2 separate regions of the Homo sapiens genome follow, and region 2 is linked to region 1. The links are chromatin loops, found by intact Hi-C in ENCODE. Cell type or tissue: MCF 10A. All regions are shown on one strand. Links, peaks and the distances in the headings refer to the core of each region. The heading gives the core; the rest is flanking DNA.

The links. Peaks named below come from ENCODE experiments on the same cell type or tissue, not always from the same donor. Only the 100,000 strongest peaks of a DNase experiment are listed, where the experiment ranks them.
Region 2: it touches region 1 in a loop (12-fold over the local background); 1 of 110 quality-filtered maps calls a loop at or near these places.

What each region holds. Positions count from the first base shown.
Region 1 is chr13:87,816,038-87,824,369 of GRCh38, forward strand. No RefSeq gene overlaps it. Among named protein-coding and RNA genes, the nearest start is that of LINC00397, 9.7 kb to the left of the region's middle. In MCF 10A, for the core only: no CTCF peak of the experiment used is centred there; a DNase peak (open chromatin) is centred at 4,394.
Region 2 is chr13:87,878,509-87,886,840 of GRCh38, forward strand. No RefSeq gene overlaps it. Among named protein-coding and RNA genes, the nearest start is that of LINC00397, 72 kb to the left of the region's middle. In MCF 10A, for the core only: no CTCF peak of the experiment used is centred there; no DNase peak of the experiment used is centred there.

The DNA.
Region 1 (8,332 bases), core at 1,614-6,613:
GGAATACTTGCTAACCCATTTTATAGGACCACCATAACCCTAGAATCAAATCCAGACAAAGACACAAGAAAATAAAACTAAAGACCAATATCATCCATGAATATAGGTGCAAAAATTGTCAATGAAATCTTAGCAAATTGAATCCAACAACGTATAAAAAGAATTCTAAACTGCAGTAGGCAAAGCTGGTTCAACATTAAAAAAATTAATTAAGAACAACCCCCAAATGCTAAATTTAACTGACTTGAAAAACCTACTAATGATAACTGGTTGATATTTAGTTTGATTTAATCATCCTACACTGTATACATGTATCAAAACATCACTCTGGATGCAGAGAAAATGAAACATTTATACACTGTTGTTGGGATTGTAAATTAATATAAAATATATGGAAAACAGTATGGAGATTTCTTAAAGAACTAAAAAGAGAGGTACCAGTCAATCCAGCAAGCCCACTACTGAATATCTACCCAATGGAAAGAGAATCATTATATAAAAGAGAAACGTCCATTGCAGTGTTTATCACAGCACTATTCACAATAGCAAAATCATGGAATCAACCTAACCATCCATCAGTGGTTGACTGGATAAAGAAACTGTGATATATGTACACTATAGAATGTAATGCAGCCATAAAAATAATGAAATCCTGTCCTTTGCAGTAACATGGATGGAGATAGAGGCTATTATCCTACGTGAAATAACTCAGAAACCAAAAATAAAACACTACATGTTCTCACTTAGAGTTGGGAGCTAAACAATGGGTACATATGGACATCATGACAGAAAGATGGAAATAATAGATACTGAGGACTACAAAAGAGGAGACCTTGGGAAAGGGGGTGAGGGTTGAAAAATTATCTATTATCTATTAATAGATATCTATAAATTATCTACTGGGTACAATGCTCACTATTTGGGTGATGGGTACACTAGAAGCCCAAACTTCATTACCCTAAGTATCTGTGTAACAAACATGATATATTCCCTAAATCTACAATAATAATTAAATTAATCAAGTAATTAACAGCTGGAATAGTCAAGCAACATCGATATTCTTGGAAAATAATGATGCTGATCTGAATCATTTTGAATTTTGTTAGCTGCATTTGGATGTAATAGTAGATGTAAAATGTATTTACTCTAATCAAAATAAATTAATAATAAAGTCAGAACTTGAACATGAATAAACACACCAAATAAGATGATTCAAATAATGCCCATATATTAATGGGTAACTGCTGCTGATTTATGATTAGCATTTCAAAATAATATAAATATCTATATATATCTTCAAAGAGCAAAGAGAACATAAGTAATATAGGGATTTGTGTAACATATTTAAGGTTAGCATTTATTTGAAGAGATCACTGATTTTCACTGAGAGCTAGAACAGGAAATTATAAAAGATGCTTTTACGATGTAGACAGGGAAAGGCACGGCAAGAATGGTTTCATAACATTTTATTCTAATCAAAGGACTATCCCATTGGCCTTTACTCTCCCTTCTGCAACTGATGAGGCCTCATATTATCCAGTTACCAGTCATCCATTCAAGAATGGCAACATTCCCTTTAAAATGGATACAAATAATTATTGACACATTTTTTTTCCTGGCTTCTTTAAAGGTTTCACTTGTTTTGACTTGCATAGAAAAATTTCTGCAAACCATCATGGGAGATATTTTAGTTATTTAAAAATGTTATAGTATATAAGAAATGAAAAGTTAAATTACTTTATTTTAGGTAAATCATTATGAACAATTATTGATTTCATTTAAATACAAACTTGAATAATTCTGACTTCTTTTCCTGTTTAATTAATAATGTGCTGTTTAATTTACTTTAAATTTATTATGTAATGAAATGTATGGCTTGTGAACAAATTTGCGAAATAGCAAATTGGTATAGACTTGGTTTGGAGACAACTTATAGAAGTTGCAAGCTACAATTAATAAGTCATGATATCAAAATAGATAAAAGTTATTTGTATTAACTAACGTTTGAGTATCATGCATTTTGGACAAAAATAATCAACCTGCAATAAATTTTATATTTAAATATAAAATAATGAGACAAGACAAAAAGTTTTAGGCTATGGTTTGTAAGGATTTCTCTGAAATTAATATACATTTGTGCCTCATTTGACTCTGCTGTCAGCTTATCAAGAAGACTGTAAGGATATATATATATATACACACACATATATATATATTAAAATGGGTGATGTTTATTTCTAATAATGAAAAGCCAAATTGTAAAAAAACAAAAAAACACTGTCCCCCATCAATTTATACAATTATGATTTGTCAATTAAAATAATATAAATAAATATTAACTAATTAAGTTATATCAATAAGCTAGAGAAAAATAGTCATATGATTGTATTATTAAATGTAGAAAAAGCATTTGACAACATCTAAGATCCATTCAGTATAAAAACTCTCAGTTACCTAGGAAGAGAGGGTCCACAATGTGATTAATGGTATTTACCAAAACCCACGACAAACATCACACTTAATGATGAGAAAAGCGAAGTTTTCCCACTGACATCAGGAACTTATATGTGAGATCAGTCAGTACAGTTGGCCCTTCATATCCTCAGGTTCCATATCTGTGGCTTCAACAAACCATGGATCAAAAATACAGTATTGGCTGAGTGGGGTGGCTCACGCTTGTAATCCTAGCACTTTGGGAGGCTGAGGCAACATAGAAAGACCCTGTCTCTACAAAAATGATCAACAATAATAAATAGTTTATTTGTCAATTAAGCATAAATAAAACTGGGGAGGTGGAGATAGATAATCTAAACTGTTATCTCAGTATTCTGTGAGACAAGCACAACACAATCATACCTCCAGTTTACTGAGGAGACAATGAAGCTTCAAGCAGTTTGTCTGGGTTGCTCCAATGTTATGTACTAGCTAACCGTTCTTCTTACTTCCAAACGATTGGCCAGGGAAATCTACCAAAATATCTGGAAGAAATATAGATTTTATAACGAGGTTTCCAGATTGCTGGGAGTCAGAACTTGTAGGGCCAAGACAGACAAGGTACCTGTGCACAAAGAATGCGAGAAATTTGTCTGTGATATCTAGCATACATGGTGAGTTTTTTCTACCTGAATTTAGAAGATACCAAAGTCATCCTTAGGACTGGTAAATGGTGAAAGTGACAAGGAACAAAATAAATAAGAAACTAGATTATTAATTCGCATAGGGTGGTTCACAAACTCCTGAGAGTCTTTTTAATGTCCTGTGTAACAAAGTGCAAGGACTTCTCTTGCATATGAAAGTACATGGTTGACTCTAGGAAAAAACAGTTGTGTAATTGTTTCTGTTGTTGGCTGAACTAACTGCATTTATAAGTGGAGAAACATTTTTACTTGAAAGCATAATTGATAGCTAAACCATGCTTATTGTGACTTGGGTAATAAGTAGACATTTTTTTCCCCAAAATCAGTGAAGTCAGTTGTTGCAAAAAACAAACAAACAAAAACCCAGCAACAACAACAAAAAACCTCACATTTCTGGCAATAACGCAATGTGAGCTTTTAAGTATTAGAATAATGGAAATCTTATATTCTCTCTTTTGAGTTAACTAGTGTTTCAATGCATAAAGTCTTTCTGATGAGATTGGGGGTTTTAAAAACTGTGTATTTTTGGAATTAAATGCTGTAAAGATATTACAAAATCGTGCATAAGTAGAGTATCTATTCAAAGTGCAAGTAGAATATAACAGAGTTTGAGAAAAGTTGATTGATAGTGTCTCAGAGCCTTCAGTGCAACTAACGTTTATGAAACTACAACTTGTTTAGTATTCCCAGTTAGCTGAAAAGCCATTATGATACTCCTCATTTTCCAAATACATATCCATGTGAGGCTGTATTCTCTTTATCTACTTCAAACAAAACATCAAATAACAACAAATTAAATACAGAAGCAGATATGAGAATATTGTATTTTATTATGCCAGTCATTAAGGAGATTTGCAAAGAATGTAAAACACTCATATCACTACACCAATTCATTTTGGAAGATATAATTATTATTCTCAGAAAGTGTAATTTATGTTAACATGTCATGGGTAAACGTGTTATTTTAAATAAATTAATAATTGTTTTTTAAATTTCTCAAATTTAATTTCTAATACAGCACATATAGGTAGGCATAACTCATAAAAAAGATCTTTGGCATCTTCAATTATTTTTAAGACAGCAAAGGGAAAATTTTTGAGAACTACTGCTCTAGATGGGATTGTAACTATTTTATTTTCCTGTAAAGTGGCAGATAGTACATATTTTAGGCTTCTCAGACCATAAAAACTGTTGCAACTTTGCAGTTCTACTGCTGTGCAAAAGCAGCCACAGACAATATGTAATTGCATAAGCATGGCTGAATTCCAATAAAACCCTTTCTGCAAACTTTTTGTAAACAAGGGACTGCAGAATTGACGAACAGGCCATGCATGATTTGCCAATTCTTGCTCTGGATAATAGGACTTCATAATAAATATAGGGATAATTAAAACTATTCTTTAAAAAAACTCAGAAAGTTATTATGCTCTATAGAACAATAAGAAAGACTTACTGATAAAATTAGGTGGAAGAAATCCTGACAAATGACAAAAGACAGAGGGAGGTATTTCCTTCTGATTTAGTTAGTTTTCAATAGATATGTGTGAAGAACTGTTTGAAATCTTGTCCTGTGTCTGACCCACAGATTTTTGTGAGGCAGCATATGGAAAAGTGCCAGTTATAAAATGAAAATCAAATAATGACTGTCTCACTAGATAGGCCAAGGACAAAATAGGTATGAACAAAACACTACACAACAAAACACCACACATTTAGAGAACATATTCTTCAAAAGAACTATGTGGAATCTACAATTGTTATGATGAAAACTGCAACAATTTATCAAGATATATAAAAGCATCTCAGTAAATGGGGGCTTTTATTTTTTGCCATTTTTTTTACAATTGTCACATTGTTTATGATGAACATGTTATTGATTTCATAATAAAAAATATGGTCAATCTAGTAGCTAGTTTCACATCTAATAGTAAAACAGAAGACACTTTTTTATGTATAAAATATGACTTTTTTTACTATTATTAATAGAATATTGTGTAAGTTCTGTCCAAATAATACAGAAAACAGGAATAATCTAACAGTCAAAAAGGCGAGGCAACAATTTTTTTTCAGCACCATAAGAATGTGCAAGAAGAATCATTTTTTAAATAATATTTTGACTTTTTCACCCAGTAATTTCACCACTGGAAATTATCATTTTCAGAAAATAATCAGACAATTACATAAACAAATCCATTTATTGCCCTTTGTTTTATCTGTTTATTGCTCTTAGTAATAAATTGCAACAAAATCTAATTTTTGATGATAGTTTAATGTTTAAATTATGGGTTTCTATTCACCATCTCATTGTTTCTTAAATATATTATTTCTTAAAAACATTTCGGTCCAGTTTTTGCTCCAGCATCCCACTTTTTATCAATGCCACTCACGAATCCTCATCATCCATTGTTAAATCCTGTAACCTGTTCTTAGATCTCATTTTACTTATGACTTTTTAGCAGAACTGAGCTACCACTCTGAGTCTCTCCTCCTAGATACAGTTTGTTCCCTCAATACACAGAGCACCACTCTCTTGGTTCAACTACTGACTCACTTTCAGTTTCCTTTGCCGACTCCTCTTCATAATAAAACCACAGAGCTTGATCCTTGGACCTCTTCTCTTTTTTTATATTCTCTGCCTTGGTGGTCTCATTTGGTTTCATGGCTTTAAATATTATCTTTCTGTCAATTACTGCCAAATTCTAGCTCCATATAGTGACCTCTCTTTCGAAACTCTGACTTACATATTCAAACCGGTTTTATTGGTGTCTTTACTTGGACGCCAAATAGATATATAAAATTCAGTTATCCAAACCTGAACTATAGATCTTCCTGTCAATGTTGGGAAGGACTGGATTTAGCCAGTGTGGACAGCATGGTAGCCTGAGTCTAGAGAGACCTGGCAGACCACATAAGGCTCAATATTCTGTTTACAAGCTATTTCTTTTATTCTAAGAGCAGCAGCAATCTTTTATGTGAAAAATCTCTCCCCCTTCTCTTGCTATTAGTCTAGTGTTGGTAGAAATAATTGCTATGCATTACAGCAAAACAAAACACTGGTAGAGTTTTAATAAGATAATTTATATGATAATATTTGCCTTACAAAAAATATCATTTTGGCTCTCATGTACACAATGTTATACTGTCAACTACCAGATCTTATTGTTCCTGTGTAACTAGGATTTTTCTTTTGCGTGGGCAGCATCGTATTGAGTATATAAAACAAGGACCAATGGTTTGGGCACAATTAAGGAGGTTGCTTGTACTGCATGTCCCTCCAAATTGCTTGCTCTTTCTTTAGAAGATGCCTCAAAGATAACTCTTTCAGGAGTCAAGTGACTTTGCATATCACTTTTCTCTTTCCTAATAGGCTATCATCATGTTTTGGAACTTGTGGCCTTGAAATGTAAAACTTGCTCATAAGACTCTTATGCTCTTAAGAACTTTCCTGGGTCTAGAGGAAAGAAAATCATCTTTTTTTCATAGATGAAGTTACTTTTCACATGTTTCTTCCTCAAAAAGTCAATAGAAACTTTAATTATAACTTCGTTTCAGGAAAACCCAAGAAAACTTTATATTATAGAGAAGATACATTTGTATATAGAATGCAAATTCAAAGCTCTTCATGCATGTGAATGGGGGTGTAAATAAAATTTGCCCCCAAAATATAAATAATCATCTCCTAGTAATGGAATTTTGATAGAATGTTACAGTATTTTTTTCCTTATTTTGAGAAATCTTAAAATGGGTTTTTCCATTTTAATCAGTTTAAATGGTTAAAATCAGATTTTAAGCATTTAATCTTAAATTACCAGATACATTCTTACTGTCCTTCTGAGCTTGGACTATTTTAGTAGTCTCTAAGCCCTAGGGTACTCATCGGGTAAAATGAAGACAACTGTAATACTTACATAATACAATCAATATGGGTATAATTTACAGGCTGCATATAAAGCATATATCTATGCTGACTTACAAGCACACAAAATGGTAACTATTTCTGCTGCGTGTAATTGTTATTACTACTAATATCCTTATAGAATTTTTAATATGACTTTAATTTCTTATTCTAAAACTAAGCTAGGAAGTCTGAAAGGTTTTAGTCAAAGTTTAAATGAAGGCATAGGATAAATATGTTCTTCTACTTGACATATGAAAAGAAGGTGATATTGAGCAATAAATAAGGCACTTGAAAATTAAATATTAAGAAATGAAAGGCATATTTGATACATATTGCAACATATTGGGAGACATTTTATAGCAAACATAAATTTTCAAAGGTATCTCTCATTTTGTCATAAGCAGCCTCAGACCTTTACCCATACAATCCACATCTATTTTGTGTGTATGTGATGGCAATATTTTTGCAGATGAGTTATCTTTCTAAAAAAATCTCTCAACATGTTATTCCTTTACTTTGATAATATTTTCAATGACTTTCAATTCCTTATAAAATAAAATCCAATTTATTTTGTCTGGAACTTTTCCTATAGCTCAAGCTGCTTTTAGCACCAGATCTCTCACTAAACTGAACTCAACAGGCTTTTTGCTTCCATCCTAAAAGCCCTGTATGCCTTGGCTAACGTGATTTCCTCCTTCCTTCTAAAAAATTATCACGTCCTCCTAATCATTTTGTATCAAAATCTTACCTACTCTTCAAGATTTGGATTAAATGTCACTGCCTTTACCAAACAACACCATATTTTCCCATTGCCCTTTCTCTTTTTCTATTAGTATATGTATCACATTTTGCCTTTTCAAATAGAGTATTGGGTATGTTGTTTCTTAACCTCATTCTAAGCAACTAAAAAAAACAACCCCCTTGAATGCAAAAAAGCACATTGTTTTGCCTACTTCGTCCCCAAATTAGAGTTTGTTATTTTTGTAAGTGATTTACCCAGTTACTCTATCAAAGTAAGTTCTTACATCTTCATAATGAGGGAGTTGGAGATGACCCCTAATGCTTCTTCCAAATATAGTGTAACAACAGGCAAACAGTAAGCTGTCCTGTCTTCAAACAAGAACCGGGTAATAAGATTGCCTCCAAGAGCTAAATCACCCCACAATAGATGTAATTAGCCATCTGTTGGGAGTAACTCAAATTGTCTGTAAATGTATTACTAAAAAGTTTTGGGATTCCTAAATTCCCCATCAAAGTAGTATATTATCATCTCAGGAGGCAGTACTGGAAGGGGCCA
Region 2 (8,332 bases), core at 1,508-6,507, 62 kb after region 1:
ACCATCACCCTGGAGGACAATTATTCTGGTGAACATATTTTGGTAATTAATGAATAACACTGAAATCAGTTTTATTGATTTTAGCTTTGGTTCTGTAACTTTTTAACACCACTTTGGGCAAGATTTTTAATCTATTCTATTCTTCTTTTAAAGTAGGGTAAAAATTGTTACTTTCTTACTCCATGAAGGACATTTTGAATTGGATGTAACTATATAATCTAATAAAGTTAGCTATTCATGAAATGAATCATTCCCATGTTACATGATCTTGTTGAATATTCTTATCATCCAGCATTTTGAATCACCAGTATAATGATAATTTGTGTTGATAATGAAGCTCCCAAAATGCATTCTGAATCATCAAAAAAAGACTAGATTAGGTTCAGAATAATTTTAGTTCCAAGTGACTCATCTGTCTCATTAATCTCCAGTATTAAGCCTCAAAGTCCTTCAGAGTATTTCTTCAGAGAAACTCACATTCCATAGCAATCTTATTAAATAGTGTTAATATATTACATTTTTTAAACTTTTGGTGGCAAAGCATGCACTTTAAGATAGGCCTGCATTTTTCACTACCTACTAGATATGCAGCTTTCAACAATTTACACAATCTCCATAAATACTTGCCTTTACCTGTAAGACTGGTATAATAATGGCTTGCTCAAAGTACTTTTTGACAGTGCATACAATATGCTTAGCTCAGGGCCCGGCAGGGTAGTAAGCACTTTCATTACCTTAAGTGTCATTATTTTGTTAATGCTTTTCAGCCACTATCATAATTATGCTTCCATTGTTTCCATTAACAAAAAAACATGAATCATTATTTTTTATCAGATCTAGTCCAAAGTTCTCCAACTTACTTTCCAACAGAGAAATAGGATATTCATGGAACAAAAACACTCCTACAATTCTACAAAATGTTCTTGTGTGATCTTAAGATCGTGATTGTCATTCACAATTGCTTCCTCTGATACATGAAGTTCAGGTTTACTTTAATTTTATCTCTTTTATTCTTTCCTTTATCTTTTTTCCTGAGCCTCGGTTTCTTCATTTGAAGCATGAAGTTAATGAATGGTAGACTGAATTGCAAATAATATTTTAGAACATCACTTAGCACATTGTCTGAGAAATAGGTGCCACATATTATTAGATATCTTCTAAAGTCCCTAAAGCATGACATGAACTTTTTAATTAAAGCTTATTTCCCATCACTCCTTCAAAATTGCACTGGTTTACTCTTGCCACTGTCCTTTTCCTATTAATTGTCATGAATCCATTATGTCAAATATTAATTATTATATATTAATTAACCTTTGTCAACCTTTTTGCCTGAGTAAACCTTCAAACTTTTCAAGAACAACCCCAAGTTGACATTTTCATGATCTTCCTTCTTTACTGCATTCTAAGCTGATATTTTCTTTAATTAAAATCCTGAAATTTCACTCCTTTAGTGAATACTTATTTAACAACTCTTACTTAAGAAATTTTTATTTTAAAAACTAAGATATAATACTTGCACGTGCTTGTCTTGCTCTAGTCTGGCAGAAAATAGTAGGCACATGTATTAGTCTGTTCTCACACTGCAAATAAAGACATACCCAAGACTGGGTAATTTATAAAGGACAGAGGTTTAATGGACCCACAGTTCCACATGGCTGGGGAGGCCTCACAATTATGGCAGAAGACATAGGAAAAGCAAGGGGACACATACATGGTGGCAGGCAAGAGAGCTCGTGCAGAGGAACTCCCATGTATGAAACCATAAGATCTCATGATACTGATTCACTATTATGAGAACAACAAGGGAAAGACCCACTCCCATGATTCAATAACCTCCCACTGGGTCCTTCCCAAGACATCTGGGAATTATGGGAGCTACAGTTCAAAATGAGATTTGGGTGGGGTAATGGCCAAACCATATCAGCATGTGTATAGATGAATTGCAATATTTATAGGAAGTGATATGGGCTGCATGTTTGTGTTCCCCAAAATTCATATATTGAAAGGCTAATAGCAAATGTGATGGTATTTAAAGATGGGGCATTTGGGAGGTGATTAGGTCATGAAGATGGATCCTTCATGTTGGGATGTGTGCCTTTATAAGAAGAAACACTATAGGACAGTGCTTCCCTCTCTTACTCCCCGACTAAAATGTCAGGATACAAGGAGAAGACACCTCTGCAAACTAGGAAGAGCGTCCTCACCAGACACTGCCAGTTCCTTGATCTTGGACTTCCCAGACTCCAGAACTGTGAGAAACAAAAGTTATTTAAATTACCCAGTCTATGATATTTGTGTTATAGCAGTCCAAACTAAGATAGGAGGGATATTACTAATTATATAATCATGTATTATAATTCTCTTACATATTACATTTGTTCTATAATATACATTATGTATTTCTCAATGGCAAAGAGTGTCTCATGTTTCTATTTTACAAATTGTGTTAATTATTCGCAATGCTAATTGCATTATAATAGGACAAAATAATATTATTTGGGTTACTGAATAAAAGGAATGTTTATTATCATAACATTTTTATTATCAGACTAATTCTAATTTCTATTTTTAAATTGTTCGAGATATTTAAAATATTGTAAATGCAAAGGCAATGTTATATATGAGTTCATGAGAGAAAGTTGGAATTGTACTAATGAAGATGAAATTTTCAAAAGAAAAGATGGGTAGACATTAATGAATCAAGTAAAGAATAAAATGCTTCTAATATCTGTCCTGTACTAATGGCAAACTAGCATCATGCTAGCTTCCCCTAAAACTAGTCCAAGAGAAAATATAGAAAAGGGATACAAATTTTTCAGGAATAAGCCAGAAACAAACAAACACCTTTGTGAAGCTCTTGGGTAGACTCAGTATTGTCCTGAACTGGTGACAAGGATGGGAATAAAGGTGAAGATGTCAGTAAGATGATAGGTTGAAAGGAATCATTTAACTTCACCTTATTCCTATCCTTCACTTTAGTGTTTCACATAGAAATTTTCTGCAAAAGTTCTTGTTCTAATAGTGGGGAGGGATGAACCCAATACAGCATAAATGCCCATTGGGTTAGGGAATCTATGAAAAATGGTGGTTGTGAACCAGTTGATCTGCCCTTGAGCATTTGTTCCTCAATTTCTACCGTTCAAAGTTCCCATTCAAAGCTAAGGAAGCAGGTTTTTGCAATGCTAATTTTTCCCAATAGTTAAATGGGAGAAAAAGTGGCAAGTAATTGCCTGGTAAGGAACCACAAATGTGAATGATACATTATCTTTCTGTGATTTCTTGGTTCCCTTCCCTGAGATTCTGGCTACAGGGCTAGCCTTTTGCCCATTTCCAGAAAAGATTACCAGATTGAGTAGCAATTACTGTCAGGGAACCTTGTACTCATATGCCAAAAAAAAAGCCATCTAAGAAATAGAAAACACTCTGAAGAAATGTTAACTATTCATCTTACACCAACTGAAGCAGAATTCTTAGAACAAATGGACAAAGATTTTATATACAGACATTTAAATAGTATATAATGAGATAAAATAAATTAATAATAAGGTAAAATAAATTTTAATGCAAAATAAAAAACAAATTTTAAATATTAAATATAGAAATAATCCACATTTAAATATATAATAATGAAATCAAAAATATTAAAACTTAAGAGAAAATGCTAAAAGCACACAGAAAGCAAAGTTTAAAGGCCTATGATTTATAAAGAATTAAGAAGGAGATTAATACCAGACTTCTCATTTTCAATATTGGAAAGGGAATAATAGTTATAAGTTTCGAAGAAAAATAACTTTGTACTTAGATTTATTTCCAACCAAATTGTTGTTCAAAGGTATGGATGTAATAAAAATATTCCCAGGACTCAATGATACCAAAGGGTTTATCTGTCAGGTGAAGATCCACAGTTAAATGCTTTTTTTTTTGTTTTGTTTTGTTTTTGACAGAGTGTCACTCTGTTGCCCAGGCTTGAGTGCAAGGGCGCGATCTTGGCTCACTACAACGTCTGCCTCCCAGGTTCAAGCTATTCTCCTGCCTCAGCCTCCCTAGTAGCTGGGATTACGGGTGCCTACCACCACACCCAGCTAATTTTTGTATTATTATTATTATTATTATTTTTAGACCAAGTCTCCTTCTGTCGCCCAGGCTGGAGTGCAGTGGCATGATCTTGGCTCACTGCAAGCTCCACCTCCCAGGTTCACGCCATTCTCCTGCCTCAGCTTCCTGAGTAGCTGGGATTATAGGCGTGTGCCACCACCCCCGGCTAATTTTTTTTTTTTTTTGTATTTTTAGTAGAGATGGGATTTCACCATGTTAGCTAGGATGGGCTGGATCTCCTGACATCAACTGATCCGCTTGCCTCGGCCTCCCAAAGTGCTGGGATTCCAGGTGTGAGCCACCACACCAGGCCAGTTAAATACTTTTAGGAAGAGATATTCAATAAGAAAAGAAATCAGTCAAAGAATATATTGCAATAGATACATAAGGTAAAGTTTATTGTTGTCTAGTGAAATATTCATAGTGAGGAAAATAAAGGAGGAGGATAAGGTGAAGAAAGACTCAGAAGAAGAGAAAGAAAAAAATCATCCCAGAACTAAAATGTTAGACATATAATCATGATGATAGACCAATGATCAAAGCAGGGGAGAAATCAAAGGAGTATGTATCCATGATATGATGTATGAATTTTATTAGGGAAAGGTGCAGCTCTTATTTTTTAATTAAGAAATATGAACAGGGAACAAATATAAGAATAAAAATGGACTGTATAACATATATGACCCTTAAATAGAAAAGAATCTTAATATTAAAATTCAGAAAAAAAGAAAAAATACTATAAAGAGAAAATATTTTTAAACACCTGAAATCAGTCCTAAATTTTAGCAATACTCAAATGGAAACTGCCTATACTACAGTATCAAAATTCAAAGGTTTTCAAATTAAGTTTTAGAAAAACAGGATTCAATTATAATATCATTTTCAGAAGCTACACTTAACAAAAAGCATGGAAATTTTGAAACAGAAGGGGAAAAACAGATTAGGCAAATATCAATTAAAACTCAGTTGTGTTCTATTTTTGACAAAATAAAATTTAAAGCAAACATTGTAAGAAACAAAATACTTTGTGCTGGTAAAATGTTTATTTTTCTTTTACTCATCTTAAAATGTATTCTATCAACTCATTTTCAAAATATACATAAGTACAATTGAGAGAGCTGTAGAGAGAAACAGAGAAAGCAATAATGGTATTTAACAAATCTATCTCAAAAATAAATGAAGATTTAAAAATAAGCAAAATTCTTAATGATTAAATAATGTTAATTAAGATAATGCACAGAGATGCTGTGTATAAAAATTGTATTATGCATGCATATATACACAATATATGAACATATGCATGTATCTGCATTAGTCCATTCTCACATTGCTGTAAAGAAATACCCAAGATTGGGTGATTTATAAAGAAAAGAGGTTTATTTGCTCACAGTTCCATATGGCTGGGAAGGCCTCAGGAAACTTACGGAGAAGCAAACACATCCTTCTTCACAAGATGTCAGGAGAAAGAAGTGCTGTGCAAAGGGGGAAAGCACCTCATAAAACCATCACATCTCGTGAGAATTCACTCACTGTCATGAGAATAGCATGGGGGTAACTGCCCCCATTATTCAGTTACTTCCCACTGTGTCCCTCCCACAACACGTGGGGATTATGGGAACTTCAATTCAAGATTAGATTTGGGTGGGGACATGGCCAAACTATATCAATATCCATGTATTTATATAGACATGCCTCATAAATGATATGATTAATAAATTTGCATTCTATGTGTAGAACTCTACATCTAACAGAGAATAGAATTTTTAACTACACCCCAAAATGCACACATATATTTGATTTAAATGGTCAGTAAAATCTAAAAGCTGATAGAGACTGTATCCTTCTATGATGTAAAATCAGACTATATTCTCTCCCATGCAAAAATCATATTTAAAATAATCAATATGCTGACAGTTGCCTCATTTCTTTCTCTATCCTACTCTATTTAACATCCAGATTTATATATCCCATTGCCTACTTGGCATACTCACTTGAGTGTTTAATAGATATCTCAAATATTTTATGTCCTAAATTTAAACTCTGGTCTTTTTCTCAAACCTGTTCTACCTCCAACTTACCTTATTTGGGATGACTTCAGTTCAATTTTCTTTTGGCTGAAACTTGAGTTTTTGACTCGTGTCTTTCTCTATACTTTGCACCCTATTTGCGAGTCCTTTTAGGTGGCATTCTACAGGAAACATATTCAGATACCGCGATTATCTTCAGGAGATTTTGAGAGAAATGTTTCTGGGAGCAATATTTATGGAGGGAAATCTTGGGAAGCAGAATTGGGCAAGGGAGGAGATGAACTGGAATGTATTTGCAATGTTGGCGTCAGCCAATTTCACAGAACTTTGGAGCTGGAATTGCTCTTCGGAGATCCCCTCCCCACACAGCACCATCCATCAGTCAGTAGAAATGCCTTGCTCCTAAGAGAGGCAAATTATCTGGGACTGAGCAGTAGCTGTCAGCTGAAGTCAGTTCCTGGAGAGGGTATTCAGATGAGTCATCAGCAGCCAATAAGCTCTGTGAATGAGCAGAATCTCAGCACTGCCAACAGCATCCACTGCACTGTGTTTACTTCTATAACCTAACGCGTCTCGCTGTGTCTATCTTTGCCCTTGTTATGTCTATTTTTACATAACAGTCAGAATATTTTTGAACCAAAGACAAAATCATTTTACTGTTAAAATTAATCTTAATTAATCTTTTCAGTGATTTTCATCTCCTAGTAGAAGACAAGTCTTTCCAACTAGGTTAAAATAAAATGTAAAAAAAAAAAAATAAACATCTATGGCTTTGCTTATACTAAACAGTGTTTCTACCATGAAAGACAGAGGAAATTTGTTCCAATGCAGAGGAATTAGTCTCTGTGGGCCAGCACCTTCAGATTAACTGTGAATATAACTTACAATCAGTTCAATGCATTGAAGATTTACTCTTATAGTGGTGTATATAAGGAAGACCATCTCCTTAATGAAAGGCAAGTCAAACTTTTTTATTTTAACTTTTTTTAGAGACAGCGACTCACTATGTTGCACAGGCTAAGAGTAGAACTTTAAATGGCAAAAGCCACAGTGAAAGAAGGAAAAAAAAAGCCACAGTGAGGAAAAGGAAAAGTAATAGATTACTTGAAACAAATCCTTTCCTTGCCATTTCAGGATTGGTTTGTTTTGGAGCTCTGTGCTACTCCAGTGTAGTTTGGAATTTCTTAGGAACCATGATTACCCATCAAGTCCATTATTTTGAGTCTCCATGGTGGAGTTGTGTCACAGAGAGCAAAAGTCAGAAGTTAACTATCAGGCTAATGTTACTCAATTTTCAGTGAAGCAGTTGTTCTTGTTCTTTCATCTGTGTCTCACACTGAATTCTATTTTACAATCTCTCACACATTTCAGGCTTAGGAATATGCAGTGGAAAATGTATTATGCACATGCATGTCAAGAATCAGTAAAAATTTATTTTAGCAGTGGTTGGATATGTCCTACATGATCTGAGATGACCTTCTCTTTCTGACCTTCTTTCCTCATCACTAATTCTGCTACAGCCGCACTAGACACCTTGCCAGTCTTACATCACATCAGGCATTGAAATTTTTCACTCGCTTTTCCCTCTTTGAGACACTCTTTGCCCTGATATAACCTAACACCTCTCCTCCTTCAAACATTTGCTCAAATCTCACCTCTGCAAAAGGCTTAGCTTTATGTCCCTATTTATTACAATACTCTGTGCTCGTAATCTCCCTTAGATTTTTTCTTCTTTATTTTTCCCCTAATAGCACATATCAGCTCAAATCATCATCACCTCTGACCTTACCTGTAATTTTCGATGAAAACATTGATTCTGAAGACACTTTGAAGATATGAAATTATATTCCAGATGTGATCATATGATATGTAAGCTATAGTTTGTTTGCTTTACAATACTCTGCATTTAAAAGAGAAGATCAGGACTCAACTTTCTGACCCACCATCCACTGGTGCCATGATTTTGGAAAATTCACTTAATCTGTTGGGATTTATACGGCTATGACTACTGGCCTTCTTTATCATCCATCTTAAGTTCTGCAGCAGCAGATCATGAGACCAGGATTAGTGTGCAAGCGGTTTACTATAGAAATGCTTTCAGATAAACTGGTAAAGAATGTGATAGCTCCAGGCAAGGGTGCAAGTTCAGGCCAAGTCCAGCTTCGGCCTGACCATGGAGGGAAGCTCTGGGATATAAATTATATCTTAGC